2 separate regions of the Mus musculus genome follow, and region 2 is linked to region 1. Evidence: chromatin loops called from intact Hi-C (ENCODE). Cell type or tissue: left cerebral cortex. All regions are shown on one strand. Each heading gives the region's core, and the rest is flanking DNA. Links, peaks and the distances in the headings are about the cores only.

Region 1 (9,068 bases), core at 471-8,470:
GTTTATAATTTATTTCATCTACTGATATTAAAGTAGGACTAAGCTTAGGACAAACCTGCATCAAACTGTTTCAATCTTTATTTTGTAATGAAATATAAAGATACTTTTGTTTACATCAATCCACAGGTGGTCTGTCTCCCTTTGGCGTGTCCTTGCACCACAGTCTGTGAGATAAGGTCATTATGAAAGAGTAGTGGGGGTAGTGGAGGGAGGGGGTCTTTATTCAGATTATATTGTATGAGAAGAGAATCTATGTTTAATAAAAGGCGAAAAAAGAAAACAAAAAAGATAAAGTTATCCATCACAAAAACAGTTCGATTTTAGAGCAGCTTTGTCATATTTAGATGTAGTCAAATTGGTTTTTCAGCTGTATTTTTGTATGTTTCAAGGTATCATGTACATGAAAATACTAAGCTCACTCATTCAATATTTTTTTTACATAAATTGGAGCATTTACTCTGGGGTTATAGTAGTCTGCATTCCTCCATAGTTTTTTCTTTGCATGACTTCAGTTACCTGAAAACATTTAATGAAAAATCCCAGAGGTAAGCTTGCTATAGACAGCACGCCATTCTACAGTGTGATATAATCCTGCACTGTCTTTCCTCATCCCCTCCTAGATGCAAAGCATCCTTTGTTCAGAGCATTTGGGCTCTGTGTGACCTACACTGCGTTCGTTTAGAAGCAGCCTCGGTTGTAAGCTGTGCTGTGGCAGTGTTTGTTTTATATATATTTAAGGGTTTGAGGCTGATTCTAGAATATGGTGGGGGAATGGGCTGCTGCATAGGTGTCCACATTTACTGAGGTTGCTGCAAACAGAGAAACTATAGGAATCTCTTCTTAACCGTCCCAGAAGCCAGAAGTCTGATAGTGTTATGTGATTCTAGAATATGGTGGGGGAATGGGCTGCTGCATAGGTGTCCACATTTACTGAGGTTGCTGCAAACAGAGAAACTATAGGAATCTCTTCTTAACCGTCCCAGAAGCCAGAAGTCTGATAGTGTTATGTGGCACCATGATTCCTCCCCCAGTCTCTGGGGGTTGCCACAGTCCTTGGTTTCTTTAGGCTGCGTTGGCACGACTTCAGTGGTTCACTCGGTCATCACTCAGCTCTCTCCCCTCAGTGTCTCATAGGATACCCTGTGTGTCTATTGAAGGGACAGCAGTCACAGTGGAGTAAGGCACTTCTCTATGGCTTCTTAGATACACAAGCAAAGCCCTTACTTCCAAATGCAGTCACATGTACTTGAATTGAGGAGTTAATATATTTTTGGAAGGAAGCGATTAATGCACCATACGTGCACATTAAATTATCATTTATTTAGTTTAGCTATTTGATTTATGAAGGATAAGTTTTTTTTATAAGCTTTTCTTTGATTGCAATTTGCCTACAAACTTGCAAGGCTGAAGGTATCTCCTCTTTTTTGACCCACTTTTGATTATATTGACTATCAATTTCTATCAGATTTCAAGTAAAATGTAACAACCTATAGATATGATAAACTGATTTATAAAATATTTTCAAATTCTTACCATTTCTGAAATCTGATTGTAGGCATCAGAGACTGATTATCCTATGATATTAGATATAAATTTTATCACTAGGTTTAAATTTTAAATACAGCCACTATGTTAATATGTGTAGTATTAATTTTGTTATGGCTTTATATTTCAGTTGCTAGATTATTATAGTTTATTTGAACATTGTTATGAATGTTCTGTGTATTCAATGAAGAATTTTTGAACACATTTAGCCATGATAAGTTTCTTCAAGTTGAGAGCAGATCTCTCATTTATACAAGGGGATTAATCCTGTTTTTGGAGGGATGGAGACCCCTATCAGTGGTTCTTAACTGTGGCTTTGAGGAGCCAAGTATAGATTTTCAACAAAACACTGAGGTTTTAAAATCTGACAACTCTTAGCCAGTCTGTCTGAATAACTATTTTGCCACGTAAGAAAGAAAAGTGCAAAGTCCAGAGGTAAAGATAGTTGGATTTCATTTTAAGATTTAGAATTTTTTTCAAAATCAACTATAAAACAAGTGAGGGGGTGGACTACATCCTGGCAGTACTGTTTACTTAGATTCACTGATGGAAAACTGGTGTTTTGAATGAACAAAGGATGCTGGCACCAACAAGATGGCAGAGTAGGTCTTTTCAGTTCTCCTTTCTCAGAATCAAGTTGAACAACCTTCTGCAACTGGAAATACCTTTGTGCATATGCATGCATCCAGTGAAAGTATCTTCATTTATAACAGCATGATATTTGACATAATTAAGAGTAAGCTTAACAAAGAGGTGAACGGTCTGCACACTGAAAACTCAAAACACGGATGAAAGAGTTTGAGGAAAAACTACATGGAAAATCTCTCATGTTCATGGACTAGCAAATAATATTCAAATAACAACACTAGGTGCAGTTATCTACAGAGCCAACACAATTCCTGTTAGAATTCTAAATTTTCATCCATGCTCTGAAAAATATTAAAATGCCAAGACTATCTGCAATTATCTAGAGCCAATGCAAGTTCTGCCAAAATTCTAAAGGCAATTATCCCGGAAGGAAAGATTCCTGAAGTCTAAGCAAGACTACGAAAGATCTGTAATAGTCAAAACAGCAAAAATGGAAGTCTACCTTATCTTGAGATATAACACTAATGTGTAGTTACCAAAACTGAAATATAATATTATAAATAGGTCTGAGGATCAATTGATGGAATATGGTGCCTGGCAGTAAAACCAATACATTTATAGTCAATAGAATGAACTGTTGGGAACAAAAAAGGGGGGCCCAGGAAGGCCCTGGGGAGAAATGGGGGAGAAAAAGGGGCCCACATCCAGCCAGAGTTCCTGTGCTCTGGGCAGGTGGACTCAAGCAGAGCTGCTAGGCGCTTTCCACTCGGTCCCAGGTGGGTATGCAAGCCTCTGACTCATGCAGCGGGGGTTGGACAAGGGGTAGCCCCCTACCAGGGACCCCAAGGTGACACCCTGTCGCCCGGAGTTATAGGAGAGAGGGATGAGGGAAGAGGTTCCCAACATTGACCAGACTGTGCAGCGGATCTTGATGGAGCAGAGACTGTCTATGGTTTAAGAGCTTTATTATAGAAATGCAGGGAGAAAGAGAGAAGGCAGAGAGAGAGGGAGAGAAAGAAGGAGAGGGAGAGGGAGAGGGAGAGGAGAGGAGAGGAGAGGAGAGGAGAGAGAAGAGAAGAGAAGAGAAGAGAAGAGAAGAGAAGAGAAGAGAAGAGAAGAGAAGAGAGGAAGGAGAGAAGACAAAGAGAGGGGTAAGAGGGAGACAGGAGAGCAAGAAGTAAGAGTGTAAGAGTAAGAGAAGTAAGAGAGCGAGGTGGGGGCCTAACAGCCCCTTTTATGGTCTTTACTGTTGCTAGGTAACTGGGGAGGAGTTTAGCCTGAAGGTCAGAAGCTTGGGCCATTGTCTACTTGACTACTGATCATGCTTCTCTTGTGGGGGGCTGTGGGAGGTGGTAACTTAGGCAGGGGCTGGAGTTCCAGGAGCATGAGGGAATTCCTATCGTGTCATGTAGGTGAATTATGACCTCAGACCTCAGCACAACTGGATACCAGCCTGCAATTCCCCACAATGAACATCTTACTACAGCTAAAGCTATTCTTAGGAGAAATTTGTAACTATAAATGTTTGGAATAAAACATCAAGATGAGCTCAAGTCAATAATCCAATGATGCACCTCAAGAGCTTAGAAAAACAACAATCCAAACTCAAAAAGCAGTAAATATCAAGGAACATTGGTGCATTGGGAACTAAATAAATGAAAGACCAGGTCTGCTGAAAAAACCCTTAGCCAGTCTAACAAAAGGGAAGTAAGAAGACTGAAATGAATAACAAGGAGATGAAAGAGGGAGAAGACTGTAGATGTAAAGCTATCTCAAGAATTACATCATATTCTAAACAACTGGATAATGCAGAGGCAATGTATGGATTCCTAGACACCTGTGACCCACCAAAGTTAAATCAAGGAGCAGCAAACATATTAAACAGAACCATAAGAACCAATGAGATGGAAGCAGTAATAAAAATTCTCCCAGCAAAAGTGCAGGACCAGGTGGATCCACTGCAGAATTCTTCCAAACCGTTAAGGGAGAGCTAGTGCCAATGTTTTCTTGAACTGTTACATAAAAAAAAGAGACAGAACATAGCCAAATTCATCTCCAAAGCCAAACTTGCTCACAGAAATAGCAACACGAAGAAGGAAACTCTAGATCAGTTTTTCTGGTGCACAAAGACAAAATTTCTCAAAAACATTTCAGGTAAAGTGAATTCAAGACCATATTAAAATTACATCAAGACCAAACTGGTTTCATTCTAGGAGAGCAAGTTTGTTTGAATGCATAATCTTGTCTGTAAGACTGTATTCATATCCTTAAGAAGGGAAATCACGTGATCCTTTTAATTAATGCAGGAAAATCCATTTTAATTTTCCTCCATGATAAAGCTATGAATGAAATAGAAAGAACCTACCTTAACATAGCAAAGACTACACATTTTAAAGCCATAGGTAATACACTGAGTATGGAAGAAACCTCTAATCTTATAAAATATAGACTAACACAGGAGTGCCTACTCTTTCAACTTTCACTCAACATAATGCTCCTAATCCTAGCTAGGGCAATAATACAAAGAGATAGAGGGATAGAAACAGGGAAGGAAGAAATCAAACTATCTCTGTTTGGAGATATCAATGTATACTTAAAAGACCCTAAAACTTCCACTAGAAACTATTAAAACAGGTATATATTTTTAGCAAACTAATAGAGTACAAAATCAATGTTGAAAAATCATAAACTTTCTACATACCAGTTGTCAACTTGCCAAAACCAGAAGTCAGAAAAATCAAATTTGTAAGTTTTTAAAATAACCGTCAAAATAAACTTTAAAAAAAATCTTGAAGTGTAGGGCCTCCAAATGAAAAGTTGAAACACTGAGAAAAGAATTTGAAGACATTGGAAGATGACAAACTCTCCCAGACTCATATGTTAGCAGAATTAATCTTGTGAAAACGGTTATATTAACCCAAAACAATCTGCTCTTCAATAGCTTAATGTTAGTCTTCATTGAACTATTAAACTATTATAAATCCACATGGAAGCACAAGGCCATGAATAGCAGAAGCAATTCTTATGCAAAGGAGCCGTGCTGGAGGTGTCACAATTCCTCACCTCAAATTATATTACAGAGCCGTAATAACGAAAAACAGTGCAGCGCAGGCACAAACACGGTATCTGAGATATAAACCCTTGCAGGTACTAACATCAAAAACACTCTAGAAGACTCAGCCTCTCATCAAAGGGTAGTGGAAAAAACCAGACTTTCACAGGCTGAAGGGGTGAAACTAGGCCCACATTTCTCATCCAGAAGAAAAATGAGTTAAAAAAGGGATCAAAGACCTTAGTGTGACAAAGCCTTTAAAGTGCTGGAGAGAAACACATATGAAGTTTAAGAGTCTCCAAGATCAATTCCGAGCTCAGTTCCTCCAAGTCCTGAGCCAAAGTGGATGATATCTTCAGCAACAGAATCTTACCTTCAAGTTCTAACAAACAATGGGCAACAGAAACAGCCTGTGTTATTATTGAAGAGAGACTTTGCATGCCTGGTACTAGGGGTTTTTTTTGTTGTTGTTGGAGAGTGTATGGTTTTGAAAGGAAGGGCTTATAGCCCTAAGTCGTGTAACTTCGTTTAAATTATTTACATATGCATATGTGTGTGTGTGTGTGTGTGAGACACACTCATATAGTATATGTTTTTAATTAAACTGAAAACATGTATCCTTAAGGTTCTTTATCCCACTCCCTCTCTTTCCCTATGGTTGCCTTCCTCTCTTCCCACAGTTAAGAGTCCTCCTGTTTTTCCAATGTCCCCCTTCACAGAATCTGTGTCATACTATGTCCCTTTTCAAGACTCCACTCACCATGATCCTTGATTGCATTCCCTGTTTGTGGTAATACACACCACCAAAATAAGACTGCGCGATGACAACGACAGTTGACATACCAGTGTGGTTGGGAGAATTATATAAATCTTAGATGAAGGCAATTGACAGCTCCTAAGAGAAGGAAAATCAATCTTCTCCAGGGATGACCCAGTCACAAGCGGTCAGTCCTAAACACACAACACTGAATATACTCAGTAGGTCATATGTGCGAATATGTATATGCATATGTATATGTATATGCATATGTATATGCATATGTATATATGGGTGTGCAACAATAATAATTAAAGAGAAGTCATGAATTTGAGAGGGAGTGAGGGAGCATGAGAGGAGTTGGAGTAGAGAAGTAGCGGAGTGGACATGATGTAAATACAATACTCATGTAGGAAATTCTCAACAAAAAAAAATTAAAATGTCCTTAAAAACAAAAGATACAGAGATAGGCCAAGAATGTTCCAGAAAGGCTCCAGTGACAATGGAAATAATCCTGACAATTGAGATTATATGGAATTTTTGTAAATAGCCAAGGAAGCAATAACCAGGATGCAGAGAGGCCTGGCAGTGGGAAAATCCAACTACCTTTCAGATATAGCACTGATGCCTAGAATATATGAAGCTAAGCACAATGCTGGACTTTCGCATGTAAGACACTTTCCTTTCTTCCCATCGTGTCACCATGAAGCGCTCTTTCTGCTGGGTGCCAATACAAGGGGAGGTGAATGGAGCCTCTGGAGGTCCTTGTAAGGGCACTAACTGCCCTGTGGCCTGATTTGTAGAGTGCAAGAGGTCCATGTGCTTACAGAGTAGCATTTTGGAAACCAGAAATGATAGACAAACAGGGTTGTTCATTCAAAGGAAGAGATGTATGGCCTGCTGTCCTCCCAGAAGGCTGGGAATGGATGTGGTTAATACTCCAGTGACCTCTGCACAATAGGCCAGTTATCCCTGCTCTATTTCTGTGTTCAGGCTCCCAGACTCTTACTCTTTACCTCAGTTATCCTCCCTAGACCCTTAACTTGAGCATTGTTTCTCAGCCAATAGAATCCATCTACAAATGGGAGCAGAGGTGCTAAATATCTTGGTGATCTTCACACTATCTGTATGACCAAGACTACACAAGATCCTTCCCCAAGACCCCGTAGCAGTGAATTAGTTAAACCCTTTGGCATCTGGTGGGTCACATGTGCGCTGCACCTGTCCACGAGCTTTCTGCATTCAGGAACGAAAGACACACACACTAGCTAATTTTGTTATGCCTGTATGAGCTCAATGGTTGGGAACTTCTAAAGCTCCCTGCAGCCCGCACATTCTCCCTTCTGGCATTCCTGATTAAACACCTCTTTTTTTCCCCCACATTTTTTAAAATTAGATATTTTCCTCATTTACATTTCAAATGCTATCCCAAAAGTCCCCTATACCCTCCCCCCACCCTGCTCCCCTACGCACTCACTCCCACTTCTTGGCCCTGGTGTTCCCCTGTCCTGGGGCATAAAGTTTGCTAGACCAAGGGGCCTCTCTTCCCAATGATGGCCGACTAGGCCATCTTCTGCTACATATGCAGCTAGAGACACGAGCTCTGGGGGTACTGATTAGTTCATATTGTTGCTCCACCTATAGGGTTGCAGACCCCTTCAGCTCTTGGCACTCACTGATAAGTGGATATTATCCCAGAAACCTAGAATACCCAAGATACAGCTTCCAAAACATAAGAAAATCAAGAAGGAAGACCAATGCGTGGATACTTCATTCCTCCCCTAGAATATGGAATAAAATATCCATGGAAGGAGTTGCAGAGACAAAGTTTGGAGCTAAGACAAAAGGATGGATCATCCAGAGACTGCCCCACCTGGGGGTCCATCCCATAATCAGCCATCAAACGCAGACACTATTGCATTGCCAGCAAGATTTTGCTGAAAGGACCCCGATATAGCTGTCTCTTGTGAGGCTTTGCCAGTGCCTGGCAAATACAGAAGTGGATGCTCATAGTCATATAGGATGGAACACAGGGCCCCCAATATAGGAGCTAGAGAAAGTACCCAAGATTAAACACCTCTTAAATCTATATTTTATCTTGTTGCCCTAGCTTCCTCTGGGTGACTCCCTTATCTCTGCTGCCCAAAGATGCTTCTGGGCAGCCATTCTGGGGGCCACTTTCCTTCTTGTACCTACATTTTGGCCGTTGCTCCCTTCTGTTCCTTCTTTAAGAGGTCTGTCTGGCAGAGAGCCTTTCTTTTTCCTCCCTGTGTTTCTTCTCCTGGGAACCTAGAAGTCCCACCTCTTCCTCTGCCCAGCCATTGGCTGTTGGCTTTTTATTGATCAATTAAAAACCAACTGGGGACAGGGACCTTCAGCATTTTGGACATGCAGATTCCCGATCTGAGGGCCTGAATCAAGACAGAGCATTAGAGCCAATTCCCAACAAGAGCCTTACGGTGTCAATCTATAAAGCCCATCTTTATGGAAGAGGTTGATCACATGTACTTTGAAAAGAGTCTCAGTATAATCACATCTTAAAGTTTGTTGTATACATGGGATTGAGTTACTTATCACAAGGAAACATTATTTTACAAAACTGACCTGCACTTATGTATGCCTAAAATAAACTGCTCAGTTCCAGGCTTTCAAAGTTTGAACCAACACCACCTACAGAGGCATGCCAAACAAGACTTCCTTCTTGCTTCATGAGGGCCATAACTCTGTCGGCCAGAGTGTTTGCAGAGATTCCCCACACCGATCCCCTCTCCAAGGTCACCCTCCTAATCTCAGAGCAGTGCTGTTTAGAATTTCAGCATAAATTTGGTGTGACATGAACACCTTTAGTTTAGAGGGAACAGAATGAAAGACGGAAGTACCAAAGAATTATAATCCTTCCCAAAGCTCATTAATAGTACTTATGAACCTGAAAATGAATGTCAGGTGTAGTTAGAAAAGTCAAATTTTAGATGTTCACAGTAGTTTTGAATATTAATTTTTATTTTATGTGTCATTGCCTACATGCACGGCTGTGTAGAGGCTACAAGATGGGGGAGTGCTTCTCTGCAACAGGAGTTACAGTCAGTTGTGAGCCACCATGTGTGTGCTGGGAACTGAGCCCGATCT
Region 2 (9,068 bases), core at 326-8,325, 1.0 Mb after region 1:
TCACAAATGCATCCATGCACAGACACCGGGAGACAGTGCCGGACTCACTGAAGCTGCTGCCTTCTTTCAGGACAGAGGTCATTCTCAAGCACGGGAGCAGAGAACACTTAACGTGACAGCCAGGTGAGAAGCGCAATTATCCCTTCTGACCTCGTCTCCTCCACAGGCAGAGCTGGCTGCTGGGATGGGCTGTGAGGATGAGGTGGAACTGAAGAGGAGCCAGAGGGAATGCCTATTCAGATGATGCTAAGTGCCTGGGTACCGCAGGCTCGGCAGGGCTGCCCACCTGTCAGTTTCTGCTCTGCTGTGCAGTCTGAGCAACGCTCTCCCCTGGGCACACCAACGGCATTTATCTCCCTGCGAATGAGCAGCAAGTACTGAGCAACAGTGGATTTTCCGCTCAAAGGAGAGGAGACAAGTTGTAAATTCTTTAGAAATGGTGAGTCTTTATAGCATCCCTATAACTGAACATGCTAATCTCTGTATGTTATGAATGAGGAAACCAAGGCATAAAGAAACTAAATGGCATTCCAGGGTTACACGGCAAAGCTAGGGTTCAAAATACAGAGACCTGCCACTAAACCCTGGGCTATTAGCCAGTACCATTCCAGTTCAAGGTGAGAGGTTCCTGCCCCAGAGTCAGTCTCTAAATGAGTTTTTTAATACATTGTTAGCCCTATAGAAAATGTCAGATACATAGAAAACTAGATAAAACAGTATAATAGGTCATCTTATGCCCAGATCTCAGCTTTTACAATTATCAAATGTCAGTCTTATCTTGTCCAGAACTCAGTTCTCAATAATAATTATGTTCAAGCAAGCCCCAAATATCATGTCATTTTAGAATCCTTTCAGGTTTATTTTATTATATAGCATTTGCCTGTATGTATTTATATGTAGGCACATGTGTACCTAGTTCCTGCAGAGGCCAGAAGAGGGCATCAAATTCCCTTGGAACTGGAGTTATAGATAGTTGCGAACTGCCATGTGGGTGCTTCGAACCAAACCCAGGTCCTCTGCAAGAGCAGCCAATAGTAAGTTTACCTGCTGAGCAATCTTTCTAGGCTCTAGAGCTGTTTCCTAACTGTAGGATAGCAAATATTTAAAAAATAATAACAGCTTTACTGAGATATAACTTAGCATGCGATAAAATTCACCCATTTTGCGTATATAAATTCAATGGGATATTTATGTATTTATAGTCACATAATTATGATCACACTCAGTTTTAGAACATTAACTATTAACAGTCATCATCACCATTCCATTACCAGCCCCCAACCCTTGGCAAGCACTGTTAGACTTTGTTTCTATGGTTTGCTTCTACTGAACACTTCATCTAAATGGAATCGCAGTGACGTGTGGCTCTTTGTGAATGGCTTCTTTCAACTGGCATGCTTTCAAGACCCATTCATTTATAGCACACACCGATCAGTGCCTTACTTTTTTCTGCTGTTGAATTTTTTTGTGTATGTGTACAGGTGTTTTGTTATATGTCCACATGCCACATGCATACTCGGCTACCTCAGAGGGGACTGAATCCCCCAGGGAATGAAGTTACCAATAGTTGTTCTGAGTTGCCATGTGGGCGCTGGGAACCAAACCCGAGTCATCTGGAAGAGCAGCCAGTGCACTTAAGTACGAAGCCATCTCTCCAGCCCCATCAATACCTCATTTTTAATAATAGCTGAGTAGCATTCCACCCCATTTACTGTGTTTCCCACGTGTACTCTAAAATGTAAGCTCCGTGGGAGGAAAGCCTTGCATGCTTGCTTCACGCTGCACCCTTGGTCCTACGAGAGTCATTTGGAGGCTGAATGGTTAGTCCTCACATTGTAGAGTTCTTTCTTGACTTTGCTAAACTGTTGGTGTCTTAGCTCAGTAAAATAAGGTCCGTTTGCTCAGGACAGCACCCGAAGCACAGGCCCAGTCTTGTGGATGTTATTCCTCACTTCTGCATACTCAGAAATGGATGACCTCTAAATGCCCAACTTCTACAAACTGAAACTTTGTACAAGGGGCTTAAACAGTGCATACAGGGAGACTGTAGTATTACTGGGATATGTTTGTTCTATCGTACAAAAGTGAGGGAAAAAACATGTATTGCATTATGATCACAAACCTGGTGGGTTTTTTTAATACTTAGGAAAGATGTTGTAATGAAAGGAATCAAAATGCTCTCAGGATCGTCTCTGGGTGGTCCAAGTAAAGGGCGTTAACTATTTTTCTTTCTTCCACCCTGTACCTAACATAGTCTAACTGTAATGAACATATGTAACTCTTAGTGGCAGGGGGCAAGGAAAGTAGAGGAAACATCTGTATTTCCACTGGAAGAAAAGGCCATCTGCAGTTTTTTACAGCCTCGATAGGCTCTGATCAGGTTACAATTGTTGGGGAGCCAAGCAGTGCTTTGATCTGCTCGGGCCTTCCGCATCAATGCCCCACCACACAGAATTCACATCAGTTTGGTACTATTCTTCCTACATTCTGCTTTGGCCGCTCCACAAACATGTACTGGCCAAACAAGAGCCATTCTGTCAGTTACAAATCCTATTTTGCTTGTTTTAGTTGGGCTCTAGTTGTCTGCTTCATTGTTTTTTGTTTTGCTGTTGGGTTTTGGTTGGTTGGTTGGTTGGTTGGTTGGTTGGTTGGTTGGTTTTGTGGTTGTTGTTGTTTGAGAAAGAACCTCACAGTGAAGCTCAGACTGTCCTCAAACTTGCAATCGTCCTTCCAAGGGCTAGGATTGGAAGCACTGTGGTGATTGGAATGAGAGTGGCTCTCATAGGCGCCTACGTTTGAATATTTGGTTCCCAGTGTAAGAATTAAAAGGTGTGACCTTGTTACAGACTGTGACCCTAGTGGTGGTGAAGGCTTTAAAAGGCCATAGCAGGCTAAGTGTCCTTCTAAGCCTGCCATTTTCAGATCAGGTGTCAGCTCTCAGCTACTGCCCCAGTGCCATGACTGCCTGCATGCCCCCTCCCCCAAGCCCTCCCCCATCAGCTAGCAACATATTCTTGAAAATACTGTATCTTTACAAACCTAATCCAAGAAATGGAGAAATATGAAATACAGTATAACAGACATACCTAATTAAAATTTAAAGGCACCCAGTGACCATGCATTCATGGTGTTGGTTCATGTCACTATTACAGACTGGCCAAGAAAAGTCCTCACAGATGGTCTGTCGGCCAGGAGACTCTTAAGTGACAGATAGAAAAAAGGAAAGTAATCCTGTGTAGATTTCTGAAGTGAGAAACATTGTGGCACCCTCTGCTGTCAGGAAGCAAAGTCTGAGGTCCCCCTTAGAGCTTTTTTTCCTACAGGTTCGTCCAGCAACCTTGACCCAGAGGCTGGCAATCATCTTAACCAGATGGAAAAGCAGACTTCAGAGGGAGAAGAAAAGGCTTAGAGCAGGCAAGATACAACAGCAACAGTAAAAACGGAAAAGCCAGTCAGTGTAGTGTGTGTGAAACAGAGTAAGAAAGGAAAGGGGCAGCTGGGCCTGACTCTCTAGTCAGCAGACTGCAGGGCATCCAAATGCAGCCATCGCCAACCAAGTCCTCACACGAGCAACTCTTCACCAACAACCCGAGAAACAAAGAGATAGGTATGATGCCCAAGGTCACACAGCAGAACCAAGATTCAAGCTCTCTCCGTGTCCCAGGGCTCGTCCTCTCAGCCACTCTGTTCCACTTCCTAACAGGGGATAAGCTCCCTTAAATACATTGGTATTTCCTGATAGTTATTCTTACTCTCATCTAAAAGGAAACTGATTGCCAGGAAAATTTCTTGCTTTGTCCTAAGCAAAGAAATTAAGAAGTCACTTAAGTCCCTTGCCCACAGTTTAGTCTGTCTGAAGTTCAAAGTATTCTTTTCTTTTCTCTTCTAAATTTAAGGACAAATTTATTCTTAGGGATAAGTTTATTGTGAAATCAAACTTTATTACAAAAACAAAACAGAACAATGCCCTTCAGCAGAGTCTCACTAAAGTTGGCATTTGTTTTACAGAGCTGAACAGACTCTCTCATCATGTACCACCCTCAAAGACTAGCGCACTTGAGCAGCGCTTGTAACAGAAGGGTGGCCTTGGGGCTGTGAGAAGTGGATCTGCTTTCTTCATAAGAGATGCTAAAGTCAGTCCCCCTCCTCAGTGCAAAGTGTCAGGGCAAAAGGGAGCTGGGGAACTCACCAGGCTGCTGGCTACATACAGCAGGATGTAAGATAAAACTCCTCATTATGGTGGAAGGAGGAATGCTTTTTCTGAGTCCCTTGACAGAGGGACAGAGAGAGCAAGGCTCAATCCACTCAATGCTATTTACCCTGCCCCAGTTCCCTTGTTCATTCTCCAAGTGATAACAGAAGTGCCTAAGCCCTGTTGCAAATCGAGATTTAGAGACATTTTTACAGTTCACCACAAGGCACAGACAGGAGACACCCCAATGCTATGAACAGACAGGCCTTCCTTAATGCCTATGAGGACCTAGTATTAGGCACAGTCCACAGTGTCTCCATAGCCTATCCTACTCAAAGTTCACCAGACAAATTCCATGGAGTCTGGATGCCAGGTCAGTTTTAGCTTATTCTGAGAAGAGGCTATTCCTTTCACCCTCCCTAACTTACCTTCAGCCCACAGGGCATGAGTCCTAAATGCCAGGTCAAAAGAAGGACTGTGTCTTTGACATATGGAATTGTCCTCTGTTCTTGCTTCAGTTAACCAAATTCAAACGTCTGTCCCTATTTAATAGGATACATTTCTTCATCCTCCTTGGTTTGCCCATTCATCTCCATCTATCTGAGGAAGAAGTTACTTCATTGGTGAGATATGGGAGAAGATCTCTCCATGTATATGGACTGAGACATTTTGAGCGCCGATGCTTTCCATAGGCAGCTGCAATGCTTAGGCCTCGCTGCATTGCTCGAGGCTCCCTTCCTGGGAGATGGGCCCCATGGACAAAAGCCTAGTCAATAATGCCTGGGGAAATTCAATTTAGAATAAAGAAGTACACACAAACAGATACCTGGCATGTATCTGATGCAAAATACATTTTGTGAAATTGAATAAAGGTCTCTATTGGGTAGATTCCAGCAGGATTTAACTGACCTTTGTATTTCTACCTTGAGAAAATTATGGAAGCATCAAATTTCAATGATTATGGTCTAGAAATAAACATTTCTGAGGGAAATTTTCCTAAGAGATTTTGTCATATATGCACATATTCTTACAGATAGTGAAAACTTGACACATTCTTACAGAGAGGGAAAACTTGGGAACAAACTATCCTGTGTCTCATGCAAATTCAAGATTCTTCTATTTATAAAGCAAGTAAGGAAGCTACGGAACAATATTCAAGTAAATAAAACTGGGAATGACTGAGAGGCGAACCCAGGGGTATTATAAGGACACGAGTACAGTAAGAGACCGGTACGGACAGTTACACAGCTACAACTGGGGTAACCTAGAAGAAATGGATGAATTCTTAAGAACCTACAGTCTATAAAGACTGAAACCAGAAAGAAATAGAAGGCTGAAGAGACCAAAAGCAAGGAGAGTAAATCAATAATGTAAGTACTCCCATCAGAGACTGCAGAAACTGCGCAGCAGGCAAGGGCTCCCACAATACTGGCCCAAGGCCCCAGAGGGTCCCTAACATTTGCATCAGAGAGCTCACAAATGCCTGTAACCCCAGTTCCAGGATTAGAGCCCAAGCCTCTGGCCTCAGCAGGAACCTGCATTCACATGCAGATACCACACACACACACACACACACACACACACACACACACACACAGTGTGTGTATTAGCTTGGCCCAGGGAGTGGCACTATTGGGTCTGACCCTGTTGGAGTGGGTGTGGCCTTGGAATAAGTGTGTCACTGTGGGTGTGGGCTTTAAGACCCTCATCCTAGCTGTCTGGAAGTCAGTATTCTGCTAGCAGCATTCAGATGAAGATGTAGAACTCTCAGCTCCTTCTGCACCATGCCTGCCTTGATGATAGTAGACTGAACCTCTGAACCTGTAAGGCAGCCCCAATTAAATCTTGGCCTTCTGAATGTTGCCTTGTCAGTGGTGTCTATTCACAGCAGTCAAACCCTAAGACACACAGATAGCTAGACATATAATACACATAATTTACCAAAAAAAAAAAAAAAAAAAAAAAAAGATCTCCCATCAAGAAAAAAATGGCTTCCCAGCAGAATTCTACCAAATATTTAAGAACCAACCCCAATCTTTCTAAAGTCTTCTGAAGGGGGTGGGGAGAGGAGATGATGATGATGATGGTACCTCTGGCAGTGATGTTATGGGGGTTTCTGCCCCTGCCCCACTCTAGCCTATATAGCTCCCAAAGAAAAGACACAAAAACCTGGCATTTCTGTTAACAAGCTGTAAACAGACTGGGCAGAATCCGAGCTAGTCTAAGCTAACTCCCAGTCACAGGCCCTGTGCTATTTGCCAACGGAGTCTTGCTGTTTGTTCCACAGCAAGTGTGTCCTCAGGGCGGATTTTCTCTATGCCATGAGCTCGTGGTCCACCCTTATACATCCATCCTGCTTCACGGTTACCTTCTTTTTACCAGGGCACACACCTTTAATCCCAGTGCTTGGAAAGTGGAGGTAGGCGGATCTCTGTGAGTTCGAGGCCAACCTGGTCTACAGAGTGATTTCTGGGGAAGTCAGAGTTACACAGAGAATAACTGTCACAACAACAAAAAAAAAGTTTTTCTTTGTATGATGATCAACATGTTTTGTAATGATTTAGTCTAACTGTAAATAAGCAAGCCAAGACCCCCTTTTCCTTCCCCTCATGGCCCCTACTTGACCTCAAGTCCCGACTTTCTCTCTCTCCTGCCTAGTCACAGGGTCTGGGCTTTTATTGTCCAATCAGGGAATTCTGGGGACCATTCTTTACAGCGCAATGGTCAACACACTGCCCATGTCCAGACTGCAACCTGATCTTGGAGCACAGAACTCAGTCTCTGAATCCACAGTGCACAAGAGCAACCCCACTACTTATTAACCCACTTTACACGTCAGCATTACGGTAATACATTGCGATGCGAGGCAAGACCAAAAGAAAAACTACAAACCAATGCTACTGATGAGCACAGATAATAAATATACCACACTTAATTAAAAAAAGCCCCATAATATTTTACAGTAAGAAGGTTAAAGTCCTTCCTCTAAGGAACAAAAGGATGCTGGTCTCACCACTTCCTCCCACCCCAACAGGATGTCAGAGAATTTAGCAACAGCAAAGAAAGAATAAGATTTCTGTTCTAATTAGGGTTACTATTGCTGTGCTGAAACACCATGACCAAAGCAACTTGGGAAAGAAAAGGGTAAGTAGTTGGCTTTCACTTCCAAATCCCTGAAGAAGCCAGGTCAGTAACTGAAGCGCGACAGGGATCTGGAGGCAGGCGCTGACTCAGAAGACACAGAGGGGTGCTGCTTACTGGCTTGCTCCCTGTGGCTTGCTCAGCCTGCTTTCTTATAGAACCCTGACCACCAGCCCAGGGATGGCATCAGCCACTATGGACTGTGCCCTCCAGTTGATCACTAATTAAGAAAATCCTTTATAGGACTGCAGCCCAGTCTTAACAGAAGCATTCTCTCAACTGAGACTCCCCATTCTCTGATGACTTGACATGAAAGCAGCTGGCACAGTATTCAAGCATCATATTTAAAAAAAAAAAGCCCTAAAGACTTCATCAGAAATTCATACATGTACTTAGGTCATATCCACTCCCACTACTTCCCTCCAGTTCCCATCAAGACCTCCAAACACATCACATCTCACTAATTTCTTTTTCTCTTACAGAGGGTCTTTCTATGTAGCCCAGGATGGCCTTGAACTTAGACCTCCCAAGTGCTAGGATTAAGAATACAGAACACCATGCCTAGCCTTTTTTTTTTTTTTTTTTTTTTAAATTTATGTGTATACTTGGCTGTCAGTATGTGTTGGAAACCCTGAAATTCTGACCTGGGTCCTGTGGACCAAGCTCATGTCCTTTGAAAGAAAAGCAAGTGCTCTGAACCACTCACCCACCTTTCCAGATGACCCTTTCTTTTTTTAATTAATAACCCAGTGAGTCCAACTAGTGCTTTCCATGTACCCACAGGTGCAGCCATCCACTGGGGTGTGGACAACCCACCCGCAACCCACAGCCCCTAAGAAACGCAATGCTTCTCCCTTCACGGGAGCATTATCTGCTCTTCAGCTACAAGCAGGGCTCAGGGCTCACTTTATCCTTGCAGGATTTTTCACAGGCTTGATCTCATAAAGGTCTCAGCAGGCAACCGTGGCTGCTCTAAGTTCACATGCGACAACCTTGTTATGTCAAAACCCAGTGTTTCCCAGCCGTCCTCTTTCATCTTCCAGCTCTCATGTCCTTCCCATCCACCCCCACCATGTTGTTCCCTGAGCCTGGGGAATAGGGGTTGATACAGATGACCCATCTATGCTCGGCATATTCATTAACTTCGAGGAATACTTAGTTCTTCTAGGTAAGCACAGAGAAGTGTAAACTGAGAGCCCTTTCCAGGACTACTTCATCCTATTTATCTCCTGAGAACTTAGAAAATAATCCATGTCTACACTGACGACACATACTGCTTGCATTAATAAGACAGAATATGTTGACCAAATATGAGGAATGGCAGAATGTACCACTACAAGGAACTTTTCATTGTCATTTTAAAGCATCTAGAACCACACCTGGCTTACAGCTGCTTACTAAAATACCAGCTGAATTAATTACTCTGTGGGGAAGTAATTCTGGCAGACGGAAGGACTTGTACCGTAACAGTGGACTTGAGCACTGAAGAGCGTCATTACTTTATACTTTCCCAAATCATTCATCCATAAAAGCATCTCAAAGGGAAAATGTCTTTTATATATGATGGCTTATGTTGTCACAAGAGCCAAAAATTAACAACCTAGAGGGAAAAAAAGTCTGTAAAACAGTATTTCAGTACAATTTCATTAGTAATTTATTACATAAAATTGTATTATAGTATTCAAAGGACTGTCTTAGAAAATTAAAAAGCAGCCGGGCGTGGTGGCACATGCCT

What was found. A loop is a pair of places that touch in the nucleus more often than their neighbours do. Peaks named below come from ENCODE experiments on the same cell type or tissue, not always from the same donor. Only the 100,000 strongest peaks of a DNase experiment are listed, where the experiment ranks them.
Region 2: a loop joins it to region 1, with 3 times the contacts of the local background. A loop is called at or near these places in 5 of 42 quality-filtered maps.

What each region holds. Positions count from the first base shown.
Region 1 is chr5:90,937,576-90,946,643 of GRCm38, forward strand. All of the region lies in intron 1 of Mthfd2l (methylenetetrahydrofolate dehydrogenase (NADP+ dependent) 2-like), which reads left to right. Among named protein-coding and RNA genes, the nearest start is that of Mthfd2l, 11 kb to the left of the region's middle. In left cerebral cortex, for the core only: no CTCF peak of the experiment used is centred there; a DNase peak (open chromatin) is centred at 4,169.
Region 2 is chr5:91,940,035-91,949,102 of GRCm38, forward strand. It overlaps Rchy1 (ring finger and CHY zinc finger domain containing 1), which reads right to left. Exons shown (of 9, transcript NM_026557.4): 9 at 8,808-9,068. Among named protein-coding and RNA genes, the nearest start is that of Rchy1, 18 kb to the right of the region's middle. In left cerebral cortex, for the core only: no CTCF peak of the experiment used is centred there; no DNase peak of the experiment used is centred there.